Linked DNA regions of Homo sapiens: region 1 is linked to region 2. A link is an interaction called in ENCODE POLR2A ChIA-PET data of the cell type or tissue named here. Cell type or tissue: PC-3. All regions are shown on one strand. Each heading gives the region's core, and the rest is flanking DNA. Links, peaks and the distances in the headings are about the cores only. Region 1 overlaps ABHD17B (abhydrolase domain containing 17B, depalmitoylase). Region 2 has its middle 58 kb from the start of CEMIP2.

Region 1 (11,611 bases), core at 2,391-10,390, 66 kb after region 2:
TATTAAGACTGATTCAACTCTTTGCACCCAAGAAGCTCCTACAAAAGAAAGAAATTCACTAAATTTACATGTCAAGAAAAAATGCAAAAATGTTTTGTTACTATTACTTAGGTTTTTCATATGGGGGCAAAACAGAATCTTTTTCATATGGGGGCAAAAGAGAAGCAGTCAAATAAAAATCTATGAACCTAAGTGGGGGCAGGTGGAAAAAGCCTTGCAAGTTACTCAAATCACTCAATGTGTTATGAAACACAGAGAAGGACCCTATTCCAGGGAGGAGGGAATCTTGCCCCTCTTGCAATAAATACACAAAATGAAAGGTCAGGCCGGGAACGGTGGCTCATGACTGTAATCCCAGCAATTTGGGAGGCCAAGGCAGGAGGATCACTTGAGGTCAGGAGTTCGAGACCAGCCTGGCCAACATGGTGAAACCCCATCTCTACTAAAAAAATAATAATAATTAATATAAAAATTAGCCAGGCGTGGAGGCGTACACCTGTCATCCCAGCTACTCAGGAGTCTGAGGCAGGAGAATGGCTTGAACCCGGGAAGCAGAGGTTACAGTGAGCCGAGATTGCACCACTGCACTCCAGCCTGGGTGACAGAACAAGACTCTGTCTCCAAAAAAAAAAAAAAAAGGGGGTCACCTCAATGTTAAACAGATGGCCCATTGTGAAAATTAAGGTTTTCCTTTTGGCAGGGCATTCAACAATTTCTTCACTTACAGCAAGAGCAATTTCCTAAAATTGTATGAAATAATAATTTAAGAATCTGCTTCTCCTGGTAACGTTTTCCTCCTCAATGACAAAGAAAAAAGATAAATAACTGATTCTTTCTCAGCAAAACAGGAAGACTAATGTAAAAAAAAGTCCCTAAATAGAATGACCTACTGTATCTCCTTCCTCTCTTCTAACGTAAGAAATTACTGACATGACTCCTGTCAATTTTTGACATAATAACAATTTACTAGGGGAAAAAAAATCTCCTTTTGATCTCCTTGTAATAGTTTCTTGGTAATGCAGACCAACTCATATTACTACTAATTATTATAAGGTTTAAGATTTTTGTTGTACTGAACTAGCATTAAAAGTCTTTAAAAGCAGGTTTAGAGAAAACATTTAAAAGAATGCTTATATCTTTCTTCATTTTGTGTGATATGTTGACAACTATGCTCAGTACACTGTATGTGATAAACCATTTAAATTTTGATATATTAGATTTCATGTTAAGAACTATAGTCTAAAATTCAAGATGAATTACTCCATTTATGGATAACTCTGGGGATGCAATATCATTCTGTGTAATCTGTAGTAGTATTCAAAGTATAGCTACATGTGAAACTCTAAGCTCTGAGTGTTATGGTTTTTAGAAAGCCATACACATTACAGAGTTTAGTACATACAGAGAAGCTGAATATTCACCTTGAAAGAAGATGAAGCATCCAAAACACAGTATCAAAGTTTCCTGGGCCAGGCACAGTGGCTCATGCCTGTAATCTGAGCACTTTGGGAGGCCGAGTCAGGAGGATCTCTTGAGGCCAGGAGTTCAAGACCAGCCTGGGCAACATAGGGAGACCCTGTCTCAAAAAAAAAAAAAAAAAATCCACTAACTCACTAACTACAACTTGAACAGGAGGTACTTAGTTGTAACAATGTTTTAAAACATTTTCTATCTTATCTGGGCATGCCTTATGCAGGACCAAAGCTCGTCACACTCTGTTGCCCCGGCTGGAGTGCAGTGACGTGATCTCGGCTCACTGCACCCTCCGCCTCCCAGGCTCAAGCGATCCTCCTACCTCAGCCTCCCGAGCAGCTGGGACCACAGGTGTGTGCCACCATGTCTGGCTAATTATTCGTACTTTTTGTAGAGACAGGGTTTCATGGATGAAACGGGTTCACAGATGAAACAAGTTTCATCTGTGAGATCAAAGGGCTCAAAATTCAGGTGACTTTGCAGGAAAAAGTCAGCTCTGCTTGAAGACACAAACTGGATGAACTGCATGCTACATGAGTTTTTAAACTCGGAGAAAAAATTTAAAAATATTAATGTTTTAATATTTTGAATTAAAAGAAGAAATTTTTGCAAAACCTCTTCTTTGAAAAAGAATCATGTCTGGTACTTTTAAGGTAAAGTTGCAATTTTTAAATACCAATAAGATTCTAGATATAGAGTGTAACAGTGCCAATGGGTCACTTGAAAACACCCTTAGAAGTGTGGGTTTTGTTGGGGTAAACTGAACAAACGCCTTAATAATTTGAGTTTAGAAAAATTTAGAGGAGTTTCTCAAATGGAAAAAAAAATGTACTGGGCAATGTGCAAATAAGAGTCCTTTCTCACTGGTGGAAAGTACTGGAGTTAGACGAAAAAAGAAAGTTGAGGTGAAGATAGGAGGCATCAACCAGAGACATCAAAATAGTGTCAGTTCTAGTGTAAGTTGTGAACTTACTATCCTAGTAAAAAAAAAGCTAGTAAGGTTCAGAAATGAAGATGTTAGATCTATGATGACATTATAGTAGAAGATGAAAATTAAGGGTAAAGAGTCTATAAGCTGTGCCAAGCAAACTAATTTGGGTCAGAAGTCCTATTTATTTTAATGCAGTGCTTTTTATTACTTTTGTTTTCCCTCAGTTTCTTGATACTGCTAGACACTGCACTAGCTAAGCACTCACTCTCCACATATGATTATTTAAATTTAAATTACCTAAAATTAAATATTCACTTCTTCAATCCCACCAGCCACTGTGGCTACAAGTTACACAGCATAGTATGAATATTTCTTTCACTACAGAAAGCCCTAATGGGCAGTGCTGAACGAAAACCTTTGAAACCCAGACAATCCAGAACAAACAGTTCCATGCTTTAAATTCATACTAGCTTCAAATGCTAAAGAGCACCTTCCTTCCTGGCTTTTCCATCAAAGTACATATACGTAAATCTCATAGATCTTTCTGTTGAACATTGATAAAACACACAGAACTAAGTGAGATTGCCTACACAAGACTATTCTGGAAAATTTTATCTTTATGACACAGACTTATTTCTAACCCAATTCTAACATAAAAGCCATTTTATTAAAAATGAGCAGTGCAACTCAATTAGGCTATCTATATGTTTTAATCCACGGTTTGATGAATCAAAAGGATTCATGTTCTTGAGAGGTTCCTTGTAAGCTGAAGTTGCAAGTAAACCATGAGAAAGTGTAAAAAACACTTGTGACTATTAGCTAATGAATTTCTGAACATAGTCCAAAACAGTATCCTAAACACTTACAATCTTGATGATCCACCAGAGCAATGTCCTAACAAGTGAACAAAGTCTTACTGATGGAGCAGTAAAATAGGTTGTTGGTTTTTGCATATGCTAGTATCACATATTCCTATAAAACTTTTGGTGACTGGAAAGTACAATTAGCTCAGGGCTTTTAAAAGTCACACCTTTACCTGTTGCTGAGCGTAAGCTAGACATGAACAGACACATGTTTTCTCTCCCTAATCATCAGCTTTTGGCATTTCTATTCTAAGAATCCAAATCATGCTTATCCTCAAACTCAAAGTTCATAGAAAAGCTGTCATATTACATTGTTCCAGAAACATTCCACAATGCACATTATTCCCTAGTTTATAAGTAAAATAAGTCCCTGAGAAACTTTTCAGGTGAGTACCTACTCAGTATTTTTCATACCATAGAACACCCATATGTACCTCAATATTATCTAGTCAATGTAGTCACAAATCTCACAAAATTTAAGGATTATTGATTATAAATAATGAATACAATCTTTTTTTAAAAAGAGGTTCATATTATGGGTACCCCAGTTTGAATTTCTAAGAGTTACAAAAAAGATTATTTCTAAGAGTTTATACAAAAAGTTTATAAAACCATTTACAGGTCAATACAGCATATGAGCATGGACCCACACAACCCTTATTTACCAAGCAGTAAATAAAATAAGGTGTTTCAATAAAGTTAAAAAAACTTTACCAAACAACAACAAAGGTTTTGTTTTTTAGGCAACTGAAACTGCTGTAAAACATATTAGAGCTACAGTGAAAAGACAAAAACGTAAACGGTGATAATACTACTACTGTATGCAAATAAATATTAGTCAAGTTCCACAATAGGGATTTGATATTTTAAGAAATAACATTGCTATTATGAAAGTATTACAAGACAAAGTTTAAAAAAAAAAACAAACCAGCCAGGTGCAGTGTCTCACGCCTGTAATCACAGCACTTTGGGAGGCTGAGGCGGGCGGATCACAAGGTTAGGAGTTCGAGACCAGCCCGGCCAATATAGTGAAACTCCATCTCTACCAAAAATACAAAAAAATTAGCCAGGCGTGGTGGCAGGCGCCTGTAATCATAGCTACTCGGGAGGCTGAGGCAGGTGAATCACTTGAACCTAGGAGGTACAGGCTGCAGTGAGCCGAGATTGCACCACTGCACTCCAGCCTGGACGACAGTGCGAGACTCCGTCTAAAGAAAAAAAAAAAAATCAAACCGCATGTTACACTATTTTTTAAAAGTCTCCTCGCCAGGCTAAAATTAGGATTGGTTAAAAGTCCACTTCAAAAAATGAAGTTCCCTAGATACTGTCTCCAACTCATAAGAGTAGAGGTTTATATTGGGAAAACCTCCTCTGAGGAATCAGACTAATCTGAAAGACATATCTTAAAAGAGACTGATATGGCAAATTACACAGGGAAGTTGGGGGATCTGGGAGCGTATTTGTGCGATACTGGTGGGGGACAGCTATGCTCTCTACTGTAAGTGGGATGTCAACATGTAAGAAGTAGTAATATAATACTGTTATCTAGCGACATGGAAGTAAACACCAAAAGAATCATTCAAAAATAACTAAATGCCCCTGGGAATTTGTAGAATTATTTGGCTTCCTGACCACATACATGTACAAAACTGATAAAAAACAAAAAATGACCAAAACAAACAAACAAACAAAAAAACACTTAAAACTTCTTTAGTCTCTTCCCTAATCCCAACCCAAACCTCAGCCTTGTTCTCAGAAATTACAATTTTGGGTCATTTGTTTTTAATTCTTCTAGTGCTTACTACCATACTCATTTTTTAAAAAAATCCATTATTTCTTATCACAGTGTAGCCTCATTATAAAAGACTGAGCGGGCTGGGCAAGGTAGCTCATACCTGGAATCCCAGCACTTTAGGAAGCAGAGGCAGGTCGATCACTTGAGGTCAGGAGTTTCAAGACCAGCCTGGCCAACATGGTGAGACCCTGTTTCTACTAAAAATAAAAATAAATAAATAAATAAATAAATAAATAAATATTAGCTGGGAGTGACGGTGCATGTCTGCAATCCCAGCTAGTCGGGAGGTTGAGACAGGAGAATAGCTTGAGCCCAGGAGACAGAGGTTGCAGTGAGCCAAGTTTGTGCCACAGCATTCCAGCCTGGGTGACAGAGCTGGACTCTGTCACACAGACACACACACACACGAAAGACTGAGAAGATTTACCCTAATTCCCACCTTCTATGCTCATTCTGATTTATTTTAGTTTGTATTAGTTATAACTTTAGATATTATAGCTGAACCTGTATTTCTTATTCTATCAACTTTAGGAAGTTTCTTCTGGCTCCCCCATGTAATCATATACCATTATTGCTGACTATACAATTAAGTTTCACATTAAGTTTTATATCATTTGCAATTTATTAAGTTTTTATCTATTGGTTGATTCTCATTAATTGGATAATAAAAAGTACTTACAGTGTCATTCACTGCCCATCCAAGGGGCATGGTAAAACTCAGAGAATAAACAGCAATTTTATGTCACTAAATTCCAAGTGTCAAGGTGTTTACATTCTTGATACTCAATTACACCTCACTGTTCAAAAATAAGGCACATTTTCGTTTGCTTCACATTTGGACTTTCAGAAGAGGCTTTAATTTTCTGAAGTTTTTGCCTTTTTATTACATTTAACATATTCCAATTTATTAGAATTTGTTCAACAAAATCCATGTTGTTCTTAAAGACATGTTTAGACCCCAGTGATTTCTGTTTTAATTTGAAATAATTATGTTCTGGGTTAGTTCACAGCCCAGTTGCCTGCCTACCTAGTACTTCTTTTCATCACATACCTCTGTTGATTCTGAATCTCAAGCTCCTTTTTGTAAGATTTTTTTGTTTGATTTTGCTGTACTACAACTCCCAAGCACTACCCCCCACCCCCTTACCCAAAGGTCTGGCGAAGTAAACTACACTGTTATGTATACTTCCACACTTACAGCAAACTAGGTCTGCTTCAGAATTATAGGTTGTTTCTTAAAATTCTCCTCGAAATTTAAATCATTGGTCCACATTTTCTAGTACCAAGTAATAAAAGTGTCTACCAATCTGATTTTTTAAAAGTGATTCTCATCTCTCAAAAATATTTATGAGATTTCCCTACATCCTTAGCTCTGAAATTTCATAAGCCTATTATCTAAATGTGTGTTATTGTTTGTCCATTTTGTTTTATACTTAATGGGTCCATTTGATCTAAAGCCCCGAGTCTTTACTTAGCTCAGATAATTTTTCTTCTATTTCCTCTCCATCTTCTCTGTTCCATGTGGAATTCCTTTTTAGGAATCCTAGGACTATCCACTATATCTATAAAGCTTTTCTTTTTGTTCTCTTCATTTGTGTTTTTCAGGTAATGCTTGTTCATCTTGGGTTTCATGCTGTTGGAATGCTTCTTTCTTGACTGTTCATATTTCTAAGCAAAGAACTAAATTGGGTTTCCTTTATATTTGTGTAAGCCTATTGACCCAGAAGGCCTATAGTCTGAATAGGACTGACTGCAGAATTGGAACTCCTGTAACTGCTAGAATAAAGAGGATTTTGGAGATAGAGTAGTCAGTGTCAGTCTGTCTCTCACAAACACACACATACGCACTCTCTCTCTCACACACACTCATACCCTGTCTATAGGGCAAACAAGTATGTTCTGTTTATCTCTTCAATGGGACCAGAAGATACTTTACAAATATTCGAGAACATAGTACAGCTTTAACTCTTGGTCCAATAATGTAATTAAAAATTTTACCCAGTAAATTCTTCTAGTGAGATGCCAACGAAGCCTTTGGACAGCACGATAGCACAGTGTAGTCCAAAGAGCACTAAGAATCAAAAGAGCCATGGCTTTCAGTTCTAGTTTTACTATTAAAAAGCTGGTGACTTTAGGGAAGTCAATCTCTTTATACCTCATTTTCCTTTTCTACAAAGTGAAAAGCATAAACTGATAATAAGGTTTCTTCTAGTTCTAAAACTTTGTAACTAAGATGTTCTCATAAGCTTCAGATACAATCTTCCATAGTATATAAAAAGAATGAAGAAATTTATAATTTGAAAAACTTCAGGTTTTCAAAGTTGTTCCGGCTACTAAAAACAAAGCTCCTGGCCAGGCGCAGTGACTCACACCTGTAATCCCAGCACTTTGGGAGGTCGAGGTGGGCGAATCACGAGGTCAGGAGATCGAGACCATCCTGGCTAACACGGTGAAACCTCATCTCTACTAAAAATACAAAAAAATTAGCCAGGCGTGGTGGCGGGCGCCTGTAGTCCCAGCTACTTGGGAGGCTGAGGCAGGAGAATGGCATGAACCCGGGAGGTGGAGCTTGCAGTGAGAGGAGATCACGCCACTGCACTCCAGCCTGGGTGACAGAGTGAGACTCCCTCTCAAAAAAAAACAAAAACAAACAAACAAAAAACACAAAGCTCCTAAACAAGTACACTATATTTACCAAAATTTAGTTAATATAAAATTTATAAACATAAATTTACATTTAGCAAATTAATTTGGGGGGGGGAAGGCAGGTGATAAGGTGGGGGAAGTGCAGAGGTGAGAGAGTAAGGGAGGTTGTCATTTCCTACAGCTGTTTTCCAAAATGAGTGGTTTTTGTATCTTGGTCACTGTAGGGAAATAATGTTGTGTTTTTTAAATTATGGTAAAATATAGATAAAAGTTACTATTTTAAGTGTACAGTTCCATGGCATTAAATACATCCACATTATTGTGCAATTATCACCAGATTTTATTTTTCATCTTCCCCAACTGTAACTCTATACCCACTAAACAATAACATCATTTTCTTCTCCTGCCAGCCTCTGGCAACCACCATTTTGTCTCTATGAATTTGACTATTCTAAGTACCTCATACAAGTGGAATTATACAATATTTGTCCTTTTGTGACAGGCTTATTTCATTGTAGCATGTCTTAGAATTTCCCTTCCTTTTCAAGGCTGAAAAATATTCCATTGTACCTAAAACAAACTATTTTGTCCTTTGCACTCACACCACAACAATCACCAGAATACTTCTGTGACCAGATGTATGAGAGATTTCCCCCAATGCAAGCAATCGCTTCTGCAGTGGACACCAGGTGGGTGTCCTCCCACCCAGTTCAATTCCAACATTATCTACCTGGAGACAGTGTCACATCCCACAGGTTGAGGGCTCCCCACTTCCAATCCCAATCTAAAGCCCCAGGTTGTTTTACCTATGCTTCTGACTAACTGGCTATAAATTGGGGTTCCCACAACCTCTTACTCCAGTCTGATTAATGTGTTAGAGCGACGCACAGAACTCAGGGAGACAGATTTACCAGTTTATTATAAAGGATATTACAAAGGATACAGTTGAAGAGATGCACAGGGCAAGGCATGTAGGAAGGGGATGCCACCCTCCATGTGCTCAGCCATCTGGAAGCTTTCTGAATCCAGTCCTTTTGGATTTTTATGGAAGCTTTGTTAAGTAGGCAATGATTGATTAAATCACTGGCTGTTGGTATCAACTTAACCTTCACGCCCTCTCTCCTACCCAGAGATTAACAGGCAGGACTGTAAATCCCAACCCTCTAATCCTGCCTGTTTCTGGGTAACTAACATCCATCCAATAGCTACCTAGAGGTGCATGGCTTTCAGTCAACTTGTTAGCATACAAAGATACTTCACTGGCCGGGCGCGGTGGCTCACGCCTGTAATCCCAGCACTTTGGTAGGCCAAGGCGGGTGGATCACAAGGTCAGGAGATGGAGATCATCCTGGCTAACATGGTGAAACCCTGTCTCTAATAAAAATACAAAAAAATTAGCTGGGTGTGGTGGCGGGCACCTGTAGTCCCAGCTACTCGGGAGGCTGAGGCAAGAGAATGGTGTGAACCCAGGACAGCGCTTGCAGCGAGCTGAGATCGCACCACTGCACTCCAGCCTGGGCGACAGAGCGAGACTCTATCTCAAAAAAAAAAAAAAAAAAAAAAAAAAAAAAAAAAGGATACTTCACTTTGGAGATTCTAAGGATTGTTGGAGTTGTATGACACAACACAAGAATGAAGATCAAATATATATTTCACAATATAATGCACATTTTGCTTGTCCTTTCATCTACTGATGTTTGACTTATTTCTTATTTATCAGTTGGTAACAAAATAGATACTATAACCAATTTGTGTATACATATAAAACTGGATTAAGGTAATAAATACATTAAATTTCAAATTTTTTAGATTTTTTAAAGATGGTGTCTCAGTCTGTTGCCCAGGCTGGAGTGCAGTGGCACCATTTGGGCTCACTGCAACCTCTGCCTCCTGGGTTCAAGTAGGCTCTGCCTCAGCCTCTCAAGTAGCTGGAATTACAGGTGCCCCGCCACGACACCCAGCTGCCAAAATTTTTAGAAGTTTTATCTTTAGCACTTGGGGCATTATTACTAAAAAATTAAATTGCAGTCTGTACATATTATTAAAAGCTACCTTCTAAAAGCATGGAAATGTATACAAAGGGCCCAGAAAGTCTTATTTCAAAAGGAACTAGACTTCTTGGGCTTAAAAATGTTCATTTTAGCCAGGTGTGGTGGCTCATGCCAGCTACTTGGGTGGCTGAGGTAGGAGAATACTTGAGCCCAGAAATTTGAAGCTGCAGTAAGCTATGATCACACCATGGCACTACCAGTCTAGGTGACAAAGCAAGAACACGTCTCCTAAAAAAAAAAAGTTTCTTTTGATTGTACAATTAATCAAATGAACCATTTCATAAATCATTTACTAACTATAAGGTCATGTTTGTCCTTATTAGTTTTGAACCATATAACATACCCCTCCCCACTGCACATACTTAAATTCAAGTATACCTACACCTAGCAATGGCTGCCACACAGAAATCACTCAAAAGCCACTGCTGGCTGAGCTGAATTTTGTCAAAACAAATCAAACAGTATTATTATTGACTGGCAAATCCAAACTTTCAGGTTTAAAACTTTGCTAGGTTAGAAAAGCCAGGCTAGTGTTAATTTACCAAAACACACTTATGCAGCACTTACTAGGTCTTGCTCCAAGTGCTTTAACAATCCTATGAGATAGATATTATTTTTTCCTCCCTCCTCCCACCCCATTTACAGATGAGGAAACAGAAACATAGATAAGTTTAACTTATGCAAGACCACAGTGTTAGTAAATGGTAAAGCCAGGTTTCATATTCAGCAGTCATCAGGAAGTGTTCTTAGACCTGGAAGCCAAGAAGTTATAACTTCTTAAGGAATTTGACTAGACCAGTACTTACTTGCCTAAAGACTATGTCCTGGCCAAATAGGGTATATAATTGTGTTTCAGGCTGAATTATCTGTCTTTGCAACTTACTCTCAAGATTCTTCTGCCTTCTGTAGAATACCAGTATGGAAAAAGGAGGCTATGACCCAGTATAGATTTTTAAAGTTGAGAAGTACTACATTACCTTACTTTGTAAAGTCTGCAATTTGAAGAATGCATCAAGCTGTTCAGCCTCTGAAACACCAATCTGTCAATGTTCTAATACTTAGTTAACTTTCTTATTAATATCTTCTACCAGAAAATGTCAATGTCTCAGGATAACATTATACTGTATATTGCTCTCAGACCTGACTTTGGACAAACCCTTATTTGGATGGTTCGGAGCTAGGTACTATTTAATCAATTCCATGCAAAATCACTTAATGTGCCAACAGCTTGGGGTCAAGCCTAAAAATTACTTTGGAATGCAACAGGACTATTTAGAGCTGTGGTTCATGGAAAACTCCTGAAACTACATGCAAAATTTTGGGACAAAAGGTCCAAAATATTTAATAACAGACTGACTTGAAAACTACTTTCTCAAAACTCTGGAGGTTCTTAAGATATATTACATTTTCATTTTAAGCTTCTCAGGCTTTACCACTCACCCAATCTAGAACAGCTATAATATCTTAATTTCTATTCAGAAAGCTAAAAGAACCCTTCCTTTTTGCACCTATCTCATCTGTGGTTAAGATGGATATTTCCAGTGCTGTGTAAGACATTTGTTACAAAATAAACCAAGCTGAATCTTAATCTACTCATATCTTGATTCAGTGAATGCTCATTCTGTCCCCAACTTCACTTCTATATGATTAACATTCTCAGCTGTAGATAGGAATTTCTACATTGTACTCCTGACTTCAATTTCTTTTTTTATCTTTTAGAATTGCATAAAATTGCAGACTACAAATGTAGTAGCAGACTTCTTATCCCTGCCCTGAAAATATGTCTACATACGGGCATTAAGGAATATCCCTAGTTCTGTCACCTATCCAGTGGGGGTTCAAGAGAACTTGG
Region 2 (11,611 bases), core at 1,269-9,268:
TACTGGAGGAGTGCTGAGCGAGGACCCTTCCCCACAAATATCAAAGTATTGTCTGTCATTCCACATTAAACATTTATTTCTTTGGGTCTTGAAATTTGAAAGTACATCTGAAATTGAAGCTTCCCAGGGAGGGATGGGGAAGATGTAACAGGAAAAACCACCTTTCTGTCTACCCGTAGGCAAGGATTCGTTAACTAGCTGCAGAAAGATGGGCTAAGGCCCGAGCAAGGTGCTGAGCCAGGAAAGGAATTTGGAAAGTAGAAAAATAGGCCTGAGAACATTTGTCTGCCTCATCATTTTGCAAGATCTAGTTTTGTTTATCCCCAATATAATTACATTTCTGAAATTCCTTTGGGTCCTGTCTCAGTGCCCATGTGTACTTGGAGAAGTAGTGAGTACATCGAAAACTCTGATTTCTTAAAAGTCAGTCAGCATCATGGGCATCCCCTGGGAGCTTGTTAAAAATGCAGAAACTTGGGCCCCACCCCAGACCTATTGAAGCAGAATTGGCATTTTGACAAGATCTCCAAGTGACTCAAATTAAGGTTTGGTTTTGTTTTGTTTTGTTTTGTTGTTTTGTTGTTGTTGTTGTTGTTGTTTTGGAGACGGAGTCTCACTCTATTCCCCAGGCCGGAGTGCAGTGGCGTGATCTTGATTTCGGTTCACTGCAACCTCTGCCTCCCAGATTCAAACGATTCTCCTGCCTCAGCCTCCCAAATAGCTGGGATTACAGGCATCCGCCACCACGCCTGGCTAATTTTTGTATTTTTAGTAAAGACGGGGTTTCGCCATGTTGGCCAGGCTGGTCTGGAACTCCTGACCTCAGGTGATCCACCGCCTCAGCCTCCCAAAGTGCTGGAATTACAGGTGAGCGCCACTGGGCCCAACCTTGCACATTAAGGCTTGAGAAACGCTGCTCTAAAAGATAAGTTTCAGAATCCTGTGGCAGGGTAAGAAACAAAATGTTACTTGCGCAAGTTCAGAGATTTTTCAATTGTATTGAAATCAAAGATTTCATGGGATGTTTCCGTGATTCCAAGAAGCATAATGATATTTTGCTGAAACTGCTGAATGTATACATACTTTGAGAATTAGATCAGAACCCAGTTTCTTCCTCTCTTTCTTTAAATCACACAGTTAACTTCACCTGTGGGAGTGCATTTGTTTCCAAATGCAATCAAAGGGAACTAACACCAAACAGCTCAAGCATTGTCATTTGAAGTAGAAAACAAGGCAGCGGCTCTCAGAAATAATATGTGTGGACTTCAGCAAATTACCTGGTTTTCTTGAATATTAGTCACTATATCAATAAGATGGAGACAATATTGTCTGCCCTGTGTCTCTTCCAAGATCAACAAAGTTCCCAGTCTCCAGAAATGGTGCTGCTGACTAAATAAGTGGCTCAAATCAGTAATGTGGGGGCTGCCCTTGACTTCCCACAAGTCCATCCCCAACTATGATCAAGCTTATCGCTTCTCTCAAAATCTTTGTCAACCTAAAGGACGAAGCTGAGGCACACAATATAATTTTGAAGAATTTACTTAAGCCAAAGTGAGGACAGCTGCCCAGGACACACTTCCAACTTTGGGGAATGCTCTGTTCAGCCTTTGCCACAAGCAGGTTTTTTAAAGGCAAAAGGAAACAAAGAATTCTTTCTTTTATCTTCACTGTCACTACTCTGGACCAAACCACCATCATATTTTGCCTAAACCATGTCCTCCTTTTGGTGAGTCCTGCCTCTACTGCCCTTCAAATAATCATTTAGCCTGAAACTAGAAGGATTTTTAAAAAAACACAACTTCGGCCACAAAATTTCCCTATCTCAAACTCTTCAATGGCTTTTTTGTTGTTTTTTGAGATGGGGTCTCACTGTGTTGCCCAGGCTGGAGTGCATTGGTTAATCACAGCTCACTCCAGCTCAAACTCCTGAGATCAAGTTTTTTTGAGGAGACAGGGTCTCCTTACGTTGCCCAGGCTGACCTCAAACTCCTAGCCTCAAGTGACCTTCCTGCTTTGGCCCTCCAAAATGATAGGATTATAGGCGTGAGCCATCGTGCCTGGTTTCAAAGGCTTTTTTTTTAAAAGCCTTTAGGGAAAAGTCCCAAACTCTCATATGACTTATTCTGCCTTCAAATCTGGCCCTTGCCACCTTCTCTACAATATCTTCTCTTGCCACCCTCTAGGTTATATCGCTGTTGAAAATCAGGACTCACAGAACATAACCAGGAAACAGAAGGAAACCAAAATATGCCACCCCAAAATATATTTATTTGTTGTATCTTGATATGGCTATTCAGAGGGGCTGCAGACCACAGGAATAGCTCTGCAAAGCTGTCCTTGTGTAGTGGAGATTTGTATCTGTAGAGGAAATCTGCATTAGTGAGAAACAGCAGACACAAACAGTCTGTCTCTGAGGCCTCCCTTATCTGTCTTATCCAGATCTAGGAAAGATTAACTCACAGGAGACGCAGACTAAAAGTCAGACACTTTTAAAGGTCTGACAAAGAAACTTTTACCACAAGCGCTCCCATCTAATCTCTCTTTCTCTCTTTCTCTCTCTTTCTCTTTCTCTCCCTTCCCTTCCTTCTTTCTCTGTCTGTCTGTCTGTCTGTGTCAGTCTGTTGCCCAGGCTGGAGTACAGTAGTACCATCCTGCTGCACTGCAGGCTTGACCTTTTGAGTTCAAATGATCTTCCCACCTCAGCATCCCAAGTAGCTGGGACCACAGGCATGCACCACCATGCCCAGCTAGTTTTTAAATTGTTTTCTGTACAGACAGAGTCCCACTATATTGCCCAGCTGGTCTCCAACTTCTGGGTTCCTGTGATCTTCCTGCCTCAGCCTCCCAAAGTGCTGGGATTATAGGCAAGAGTCACCACCTGGCCCCATCTAATTATTCTGAGTTCTGCTACCTGAGGGACTTCATCTGCATAACAAGACAGTCTTTGCTCACCCTGTATTTCCTCCCCACTCCTACCCATAACCTGTCACTGGGCTCCAAGACTCTATTCTTTTCTGTATAGTATAAAAGCTTCAGTCATCTGGCTTTGCTTTGAGTCTCATATTTGCAGGACACCATGTCCATGTGCACATTATTACATTTGTATCCTTTTTTTCTTGTTAATCTGTCTATTGTCAGTCTATTTTATAGACTCAAATGATCAAACCTTGAGAAGGGGAAAGGAAGAAAATTCCCTTCATCTCTACACAACTTAAATCTATCTCCCACTGTTCCTTTAACACTTTATCTGACTAATTATTCTCTGACACTTGGATGAAAATGTCAGCAATTTTTTTTTTTTTTTTTTTTTTGAGATGGAGTTTCACTCTTGTTGCCCAGGCTGGAGTGCAATGGTGCAATCTCGGCTCACCGAAACCTCCGCCTCCTGGGTTCAAGCGATTGTCCTGCCTCAGCCTCCCAAGTAGCTGGGATTACATGCATGCCACCAACTCCGGCTAATTTTATATTTTTAGTAGAGACGGGGTTTCTCCATGTTGGTCAGGCTGGTCTCGAACTCCCAAACTCAGGTGATCCACCTGCCTTGGTCTCCCAAAGTGCTAGGATTATAGGCGTGAGCCACCACTCCCGGCCAGTGTCAGCAATTTTAATGACTTTTTGGTTCTTTTTGGGGAAATAGAAAATACTATAGTCAATTTAAGTAGCAAGCACATTTTCAGTCTAATATTTTATTTTATTTTATTTTTTATTTTTTATCTTTTTGTGAGACAGAGTCTTGCTCTGTCTCCCAGGCTGGAGTGCAGTGGCGTGATCTCAGCTCACTGCAACCTCTGCCTCCTGGGTTCAAGCCATTCTCCTGCCTCAGCCTCCCAAGTAGCTGGGATTACAGGCACAAGCCACTATACCCAGCTAATTTTTATATTTTTAGTAGAGATAGGGTTTCATCATTTTGGCCAGGCTGGTCTTGAACTCCTGACCTCATGATCCACCTGCCTCAGCCTCCCAAAGTGCTGAGATTACAGGCATGAGCCACCATACCTGGCCTCAGTCTAATATTTTAAAATATCTAGTCCTATATAACCATCAAAATACCAAATTTGATCTCAAACTGTGCCCATCTCCATGCTAGGACCGAAAGTGGACTGGCAGTTTACGGAGGCAAGGGGTGAGTCATGATCTCTTCTTCTCTTTTGCTCCCACTTGGTATTCTCAACTTCCTCAACCTCCTCTGTCATGCACAATCTGGTTTCTGACTCCACTAGGGTGTTGAAGCAGAGGAAGAGATTGGAGGTGGGGAAAGAACTAAAGCTCTTTTCTGGCTATGTTTTGGTAAGATGCCACACCAAACGTAAAAGTCAATCCTCCCCTACTGTTGGCCTCTGTCCTGTCTACAACTGCAGATAACGCTGGCCATTTTGCCTGTACATTTTTCATGTGTAGTATTTTTCTGAAAACAAGGACATTCTCTTACATAACCAGAGTACAATGACCAATACTATTGTCTTACCTAGGGGTTGGCAAACTGTGGTCTGAGACTCAGTCAAATCCAAATCACCATCTATTTTTGCAGGGCTCACCAGCTAAGAATCCTTTCAGATAGTTAAGCACTATTTTTTTTTTTTTTTTTTTTTGAGACGGAGTCTCGCTCTGTCACCCAGGCTGGAGTGCAGTGGCACTATCTCGGCTCACTGCAAGCTCCACCTCCCAGGTTCACAATATTCTCCTGCCACAGCCTCCCGAGTAGCTGGGACTACAGATGCCCACCACCGTGCCCAGCTAATTTTTTGTATTTTTAGTAGAGACGGGGTTTCACCATGTTAGCCAGGATGGTCTCGATCTCCTGACCTCATGATCCACCTGCCTCGGCCTCCCAAAGTGCTGGGATTACAGGCATGAGCCACCGTGCTTGGCCAGCACTATTTTTTGTTGTTGTTTTTGTTTTGTTTTTGAGACACAGTCTCGCTCTGTCGCCCAGGCTGGAGTGCAGTGGCACTATCTCAGCTCACTGCAACATCCACCTCCCGGGTTCAAGCGATTCTCCTGCTTCAACCTCCTGGGTAGTTGATACTACAGGCTTGTACCACCACACATGGCTAATTATTTTTATTTTTTTAGTAGAGACAGGTTTTCACCATGTTGGCCAGGCTGGTCTTGAACTCCTGACCTCAAGTGATCCACCCACCTCAGCCTCCCAAAGTGCTGGGATTACAGGTGTGAGCCACCACACCTGGCCATTAGCTGTTTTATTTCAGTGAATGGAAATGTTTGACAGAGAAACAACTTTGGATGCAAATGCTAAATATCAACCATCCGAGCCCCAATTCAGAGGAGCTGTTTTGCCCACATACTGGACAATGGGGGAAAAGTGGGAGGATAAGAACTATGTTCCAATTTTGGCTCTGTCATGATGTTTACCAGCTGCTCAATCTTAAGAATCTTGGCCTCAGTTTTCTTACCTACAAAGCAGGAGTAACAACTCCAACTTCACAGGGTTGTTGTGAGGACAAAATGAGAAAAGCAGGTACCAAGTGCTTGGGACATAGTAAGTATTCAGAACATGTTAATTTCCTTCCCCACCATGAAAGAAATAGGTAAGTTTGGCCAGGCGTGGTGGCTCACACCTGTAATCCCAGCACTTTGGGAGGCCGAGGTGGGCGGATCACCTGAGGTCAGGAGTCCAAGACCAGCCTGGCCAACATGGTAAAACCCCATCTCAACTAAAAATACAAACATTAGCCAGGCGTGGTAGCAGGCCCCTGTAATCCCCGCTACTAGGTAGACTGAGGCAGGAGAATCGCTTGAACCTGGGAGGCAGAGGTTGCAGTGAGCAGAGATTGTGCCGCTGCACCACAGCCTGGGTGACAAGAGTGAGAATCATCTCAAAAAAAAAAAAAAAAGAAATAGGTAAGTTTGTGTTCAAAATGCTGTAGAACTGTCACAGTTACTTAGAAACCAAATTTAAGCCTGTGCACTAGTTTAGTGAACTCATTATTTCATTTGACAGATGTTTATTGAATACTTACTATGTACCAGATATTTTCATGATAGATCTGTAGCTTCAACCTCATAAATGAAAAATGGTATCTCTTCTAACCTAATGACAAGATTTCTGACTCAAGCCATGCCCTACATAAGAATGTAGTTACAACAACTTAGGCTCTGGGTAAATAAAATGTTTAATAAATAATGACAATATGACCCTTGGCGCCAGTATGGCATTTAAGGCCATTAATACTCCGTGCTGTCTACTGAGTCATTGCTAAGCTGGGGAAACATGAGTTTCTAAAGGTACCTGGAAGGCTGGTTATGTGACCTCTGGTTGAAATAGATCCCAGTATATATGTCATGTCCAGGATGGGGAGGGAAAGGTTTTAACTCCTGAAAAATGAGATATTACTTTGTTCCAGTTTATGAAAAAGATCTATTGGACTTCATTCCCAGAAACTGTCTCCTGAATGACTTAAGGCAGTGCTAAGGAAACAGCATATTTTAAATTGACTCTTTCTTTGAGCTGAGCTCCAAGTCACCTAATAAATTTTTAAATTTCCAAAGAGATGCATTCAGAGTGACTCCAAAAAAGATGTTCTAATTTGGGATGTCACTGGCATCAGTGACATAAATCATCACAAACAAAATTGCCGCTTTGACTAATTGTGGGCTGTGTGAAGGATGTCCTCTTTGTCCTCCTTATCTGCTTTCTCCTTATTCACCTTACTGGGTATCGGTTCTCAAAATTAGGGATAAGAATCCAATCTATTCTCTTATTTTTTTTATTTTTTATTTTTTTCAGAAGGAGTCTTGCTCTGTCTGTCACCCAGGCTGGAGTGCAGTGGCACGATCTCGACTCACTGCAGCCTCCACCTCCCTGTTTCAAGCAATTCTCTTGCCTCAGCCTCACGAGTTGCTGGGACTACAGGTGTGTGCCACCACACCCAGCTAATTTTTGTATTTTTAGTAGAGATGGGGTTTCACTATGTTGGCCAGGCTGGTCTGGAACTCCTGACCTTGTGATCTGCCCACCTTGGCTTCCCAAAGTGCTGGGATTACAGGCATGAGCCACCGCGCCCAGCTATTCTCCTATTAATAATTCAGATGTTGGGTCATAGAAGTACCATAGGATTTTGGAGCTGGCAACTGGAGCTGGGAGTTGTTGCATGCATTGCCCAAGGCCACATAACTTAGCTCAGTGCTTCTCAAACTGTATCACGTATCAGAATCACTTGGAGGACTTGTTAAAACATAGCTTGCTGGGCCCCATCTCCAGGGTTTCTGATCCAGTATGCAATGGGTAGAGTCTGAGAATCTGCATTCCTAGCAAGTTTCCAAGTATTACTGATGCTTCTGGTCCAGGAACTACACTTTGAGAGCCACTGTCTTAGTTAATTGTAGGACAAGGTATAGAAGGCAACTTTCAGACAGTTCTGTACTTTCTCCAAGGGGGCTCTTCTTTAGGGTACAGATTTTATGCTAAGATTATAAAAGCCATACTTGTGCCATTACAATAGGAAGGGTTTCTTCTCTTGACATCCTGAAAGGGGAGAATTTCACTGAAGGTAGAGCTAAAAGGATGAGCTTTGGAATCAGACAGATCTGGATAAGGAATCAGGCAGTCCACAGATTAGCTTTGTGACCTTGAACAAATTACTTAGTTTATTTGAGTCCCAGTTTCTTAATCTGTGTATTAGGAGTTATTAGTTCTGAATATTTGAGATTTCTGAAGGATAGTCTAAGAACTATTTGACATAGAGTTATAAGATTGGAAACATTTAACTAATAGAGCATCTAAATTAGCATTTACTAATCTTCATTTTTCAGATGTGGAAACAAAGGTCTAGGGAAAATAAATGTCTCAGTCAGGATCTCATGGCATATGGCAGAATGAGGACCAGAACCTGGTCTTTTAATGGGATTTGTTTTGCTTTACTCCTTCACATTGGATAAATATTTCCAAACTAGACACTTCGAAACTAAACATTTTGATAGTGGATGTTTGTTCACGTGGCAAGGTGGACATTTAGGGCTTATGACAAGCATTTTAGAGAGCTGTATTAGCTAAATTTTATGATTTAATCTACTTTTCATAACACCATTCCTTATACAATGTTGTTATACATTATTAGTAGTAAGATAATAAAACATGTATTCTGCTCACCCCTAACTACTAAAAGAAAATTTATAGGAAGTAAATTGATTTTTTTTCTTTACAATAGATTTTCAAAGTGGTCTCCTTTTTTGGCATAATAGCATATGGAAAAAGGGGTATGGCTATTTATAGAATTATTGTCTACACTGTTAGAAATGATTACATTTGAGAAAGAAGAGATTAGTAGATGGGGAAACAATTTCTACATGAAGGGGAAAAAGTTTTAAATGTGTTGGTCAAATGAAAGTAAATGTTTGAAAGGAAAAAAACACAACTTAAAGGATTCACTCAAGCTGTACTTCTACTTGTTTGGGAAGAATAAAAATTAGAGTGTTTTAAGTCCCAGCTATGCGGGAGGCTGAGATGGGAGGATCCTTTGAGCCCAGGAGTTTGAATCCAGCCTGCGCAACATACCAAGACCTCATCTCTAAAAAAGTAAAATAAAATGAGAGTGTTTTAGACTCAGGTAAATCTCCTTATCTAACAGACATAGACCCTGGGGTGCAGAGATATTGAGAGTTATGCTGAATTGGGCAAATGATAATGGCAGAGAGGGGGATGAAGCCCGGGACTTCTCAACTCTAGTTTGGTGCTTTTGGCACTGTGACCAGCTTGTTATCAGCATTTTCATTTTTGAGTTTAATATTTTGGAGAAGCCATGAAAGAAAGGGTCGTTGTTATATACTAAGCGACTGTAGTATGCCTTGATGCTCTATTATTATTTATTTTGAAATGAGTCAACTGTTCTATACCCATTAAAGGAAAAAATTATCCAAGTACTTGTTAAAGATGGGAAGGCAGACTAAATTCAAGAGGGGGCCATGGTGATAGACAAAGGGACCATTGAAATGAGGCGTTGCAGCAGGGGAGAGAGATTAGACTCAACTCCAACAAGGACCAGTAGAGATTTACAACCAAGGAGTAGGGTGGCAGTCAGCAGATGGAAAATTACTAAGAGAAAACATCGAACATAAGGGTACATGGCTAAACTGACTGGATAGGATTATTGCTGAAGGCAGGTCAGAATGGTGAGATATTGAGGGTGGTCAGACACACCAAGGTTGGGACATTTTTGATAAACCAATTTAGAATAATTCTTGTTCAAACTGGATTCTAAAAGGACAGAGAGGGAAGCCCAAGACTGGGGCTAGTCAAACAGAGAACTCAGAAGAGACTGACTAAAGTTTTGGCCAAAGGAGAGAGTCTTTGTCATACGTAAGTCAACACTTGGTTTATACTAAGAGTAGGACCAATGATATATTTTATAAGTTACTTTGATCCAAGGAACACAGCGCTCTCATTCTGAGAAAAAACATTCCCATTAAGTGACCACCAGCTGGCTAAGTAGACAAGAAAGAGACCTCTTCTCACAACTATTTAGTTACCTGTTTGAAGCTTCAATATCAAGATTTATTCAGTGATACAGATAATCCCATATGGCAAGAATTTTCAACTGCCTTGGAAGGACATACTGATGTGTAACAGATCAGTGGGTGAAAAAGGGGGCATGTTCACAGCTATGGGGCAGCGAATTGTGCATATCAGGAAACCTCTGTTATCTACCCAGTACCTGATATTTAACAATACCCACTGGTAGAATGGTGTCCTCCCAGGGAGAGAATGGAAAATCTTTTTAAAAAGCCAGTTTGATCCTAGTCAAAATTTACAATGTGTTTTTCCTCAGATGATTTGTAGCTCTTCTTCATAGGCCTGAAAATCTGAAAATTAATTATTTTGAAGTGATGATATAAATTATGCATGAGTATCAATTGAATATTCAAGTATAATGAGTTTATAGAATACAAGAGAGTGTTTCTTTTGAGATGTTGCAATACTGCTATTGTTAGATTCAGGGCCCAGCTGATTGCTTATAGAAAGCCTTTGTGCAAATTTGAAAAAGTCACCCCCTCTGGGTGATGCAGCCCTGTGGGTACATGATTTGGCTAGTAGAGCTTGAACTGGGTCTTTGCTCCCTTTTGTTCCATTGGCTGGGTGCCTTTCTGCAATGCACAAACTGTGCTTCCCTCAACAGCAGCCCCAGTTGCTATTGGAAATGTGTGCCAGCAGAAAAGATGTAAAGGCTTGAAGTGCTCGCATTCGTTGTTAGAAAGTACATTTGAAATATGTAGGCCAGGCGTGGTGGCTCATGCCTGTAATCCCAGCACTTTGGGAGGCCATGGCAGGTGGATCATTTGAGGTCAGGAGTTCAAGACCCAGCCTGGCCAACATGGTGAAAACCCATCTCTACTAAAAATACAAAAATTAGCCGCATGTGGGGGCACATGCCTGTAGTCCCAGCTACTCAGGAGGCTGGGGTGGGAGGATCGCTTGAACCTGGGAGGCAGAGGTTGCAGTGAGCCGAGATCATGCCACTGCACTCCAGCCTGGGCAACAGAACCAGACACTGTCTCAAACAAAAAAAAAAAAAAAAAAAAAAGAAAAAAGAAAAGTAATATGTAAAAGTAAGTGGTTCCTTCTCTTACCCCAACACAGAGTGTTATTTGCAAGAGATAGTTTCAGTTCAGTTCTAAAATACCATGAAAGCAAGTGGTGCCTTCATGATAGAGAATTGAGATCTGTCACAGTGGATATATTTCCCGAAAAAAGGACAGCTGGTGAGGGCACACTTCCTTAGCCAGAGGCAAACAACTCAACATCTGGGAAACTTAGATTTTTGGCACCAGAATTGCCTCATTTGCCACCTGTTGCAGTGACACAGGAAGAGAAAAGCTGTGTTGTGTTGGGTGTGGCTTTAAAACTCTTTATACATGCCTAGATGGACTGGAATTTAGGAGTGGTGAGTGTTAGCAATAAAAAGTATATGGGTTTCAATGTCAATTTTCCTTCCTAGAACCATTATAATGCCACAGCAGTGAAAGCAGAACCACAGGAATGAATCTAATTCTGAGTTTCTGGTTTCAGGACACAATGGAGTACACACACATCTTCTTATTTCTCCTGCTAAGTACAGCTAGAGGCCCTGGATATTGTATATAAAACAGGTATAAGAAGTTTCTAAAAGGGAGAGAGAAGATGGGCTCGGCTAGATATCATGGATTTTCTTCTTGCTTCATATAGCCCAAACTGGGTGCTAGAGAAATGGGCAATTAGAAAATGCTAACAGGTGCAGACAAAAAAGGCCTAATAAAAGTCTGCTCTCTCTAACTACAGGACAAGCATAAGCAATCAACAGAGCAAAGAGACAACCAACAGAATGGAATAATGTATTTGCAAACTAAACACCTGAGAAGGAGTTAATATCCAAAATATATAAGATACTCAAACAACTCAACAACAACAACAAACAAATAACCCAATTTAAAAATGGGCAAAAGACCTGAATAGATATTTATTTCTCAAAAAAATACCCATGCAGATGGCCAACTAATATACGAAATAAATGTTCAACATCACTAATCATCAGGGAAATACAAATAAAAACTACAATGAGATGTGACTTTACTCCAGTTAGAATAGCTACTATCAAAAAACCAAAAGACAACAAGTGTT

What was found. Peaks named below come from ENCODE experiments on the same cell type or tissue, not always from the same donor. Only the 100,000 strongest peaks of a DNase experiment are listed, where the experiment ranks them.
Region 1: POLR2A ChIA-PET joins it to region 2 with 5 read pairs; 4 of 35 experiments call an interaction of 5 or more read pairs at or near these places.

What each region holds. Positions count from the first base shown.
Region 1 is chr9:71,884,839-71,896,449 of GRCh38, forward strand. All of the region lies in intron 1 of ABHD17B (abhydrolase domain containing 17B, depalmitoylase), which reads right to left. Among named protein-coding and RNA genes, the nearest start is that of ABHD17B, 21 kb to the right of the region's middle. In PC-3, for the core only: no CTCF peak of the experiment used is centred there; no DNase peak of the experiment used is centred there.
Region 2 is chr9:71,820,289-71,831,899 of GRCh38, forward strand. No RefSeq gene overlaps it. Among named protein-coding and RNA genes, the nearest start is that of CEMIP2, 58 kb to the left of the region's middle. In PC-3, for the core only: no CTCF peak of the experiment used is centred there; a DNase peak (open chromatin) is centred at 6,193.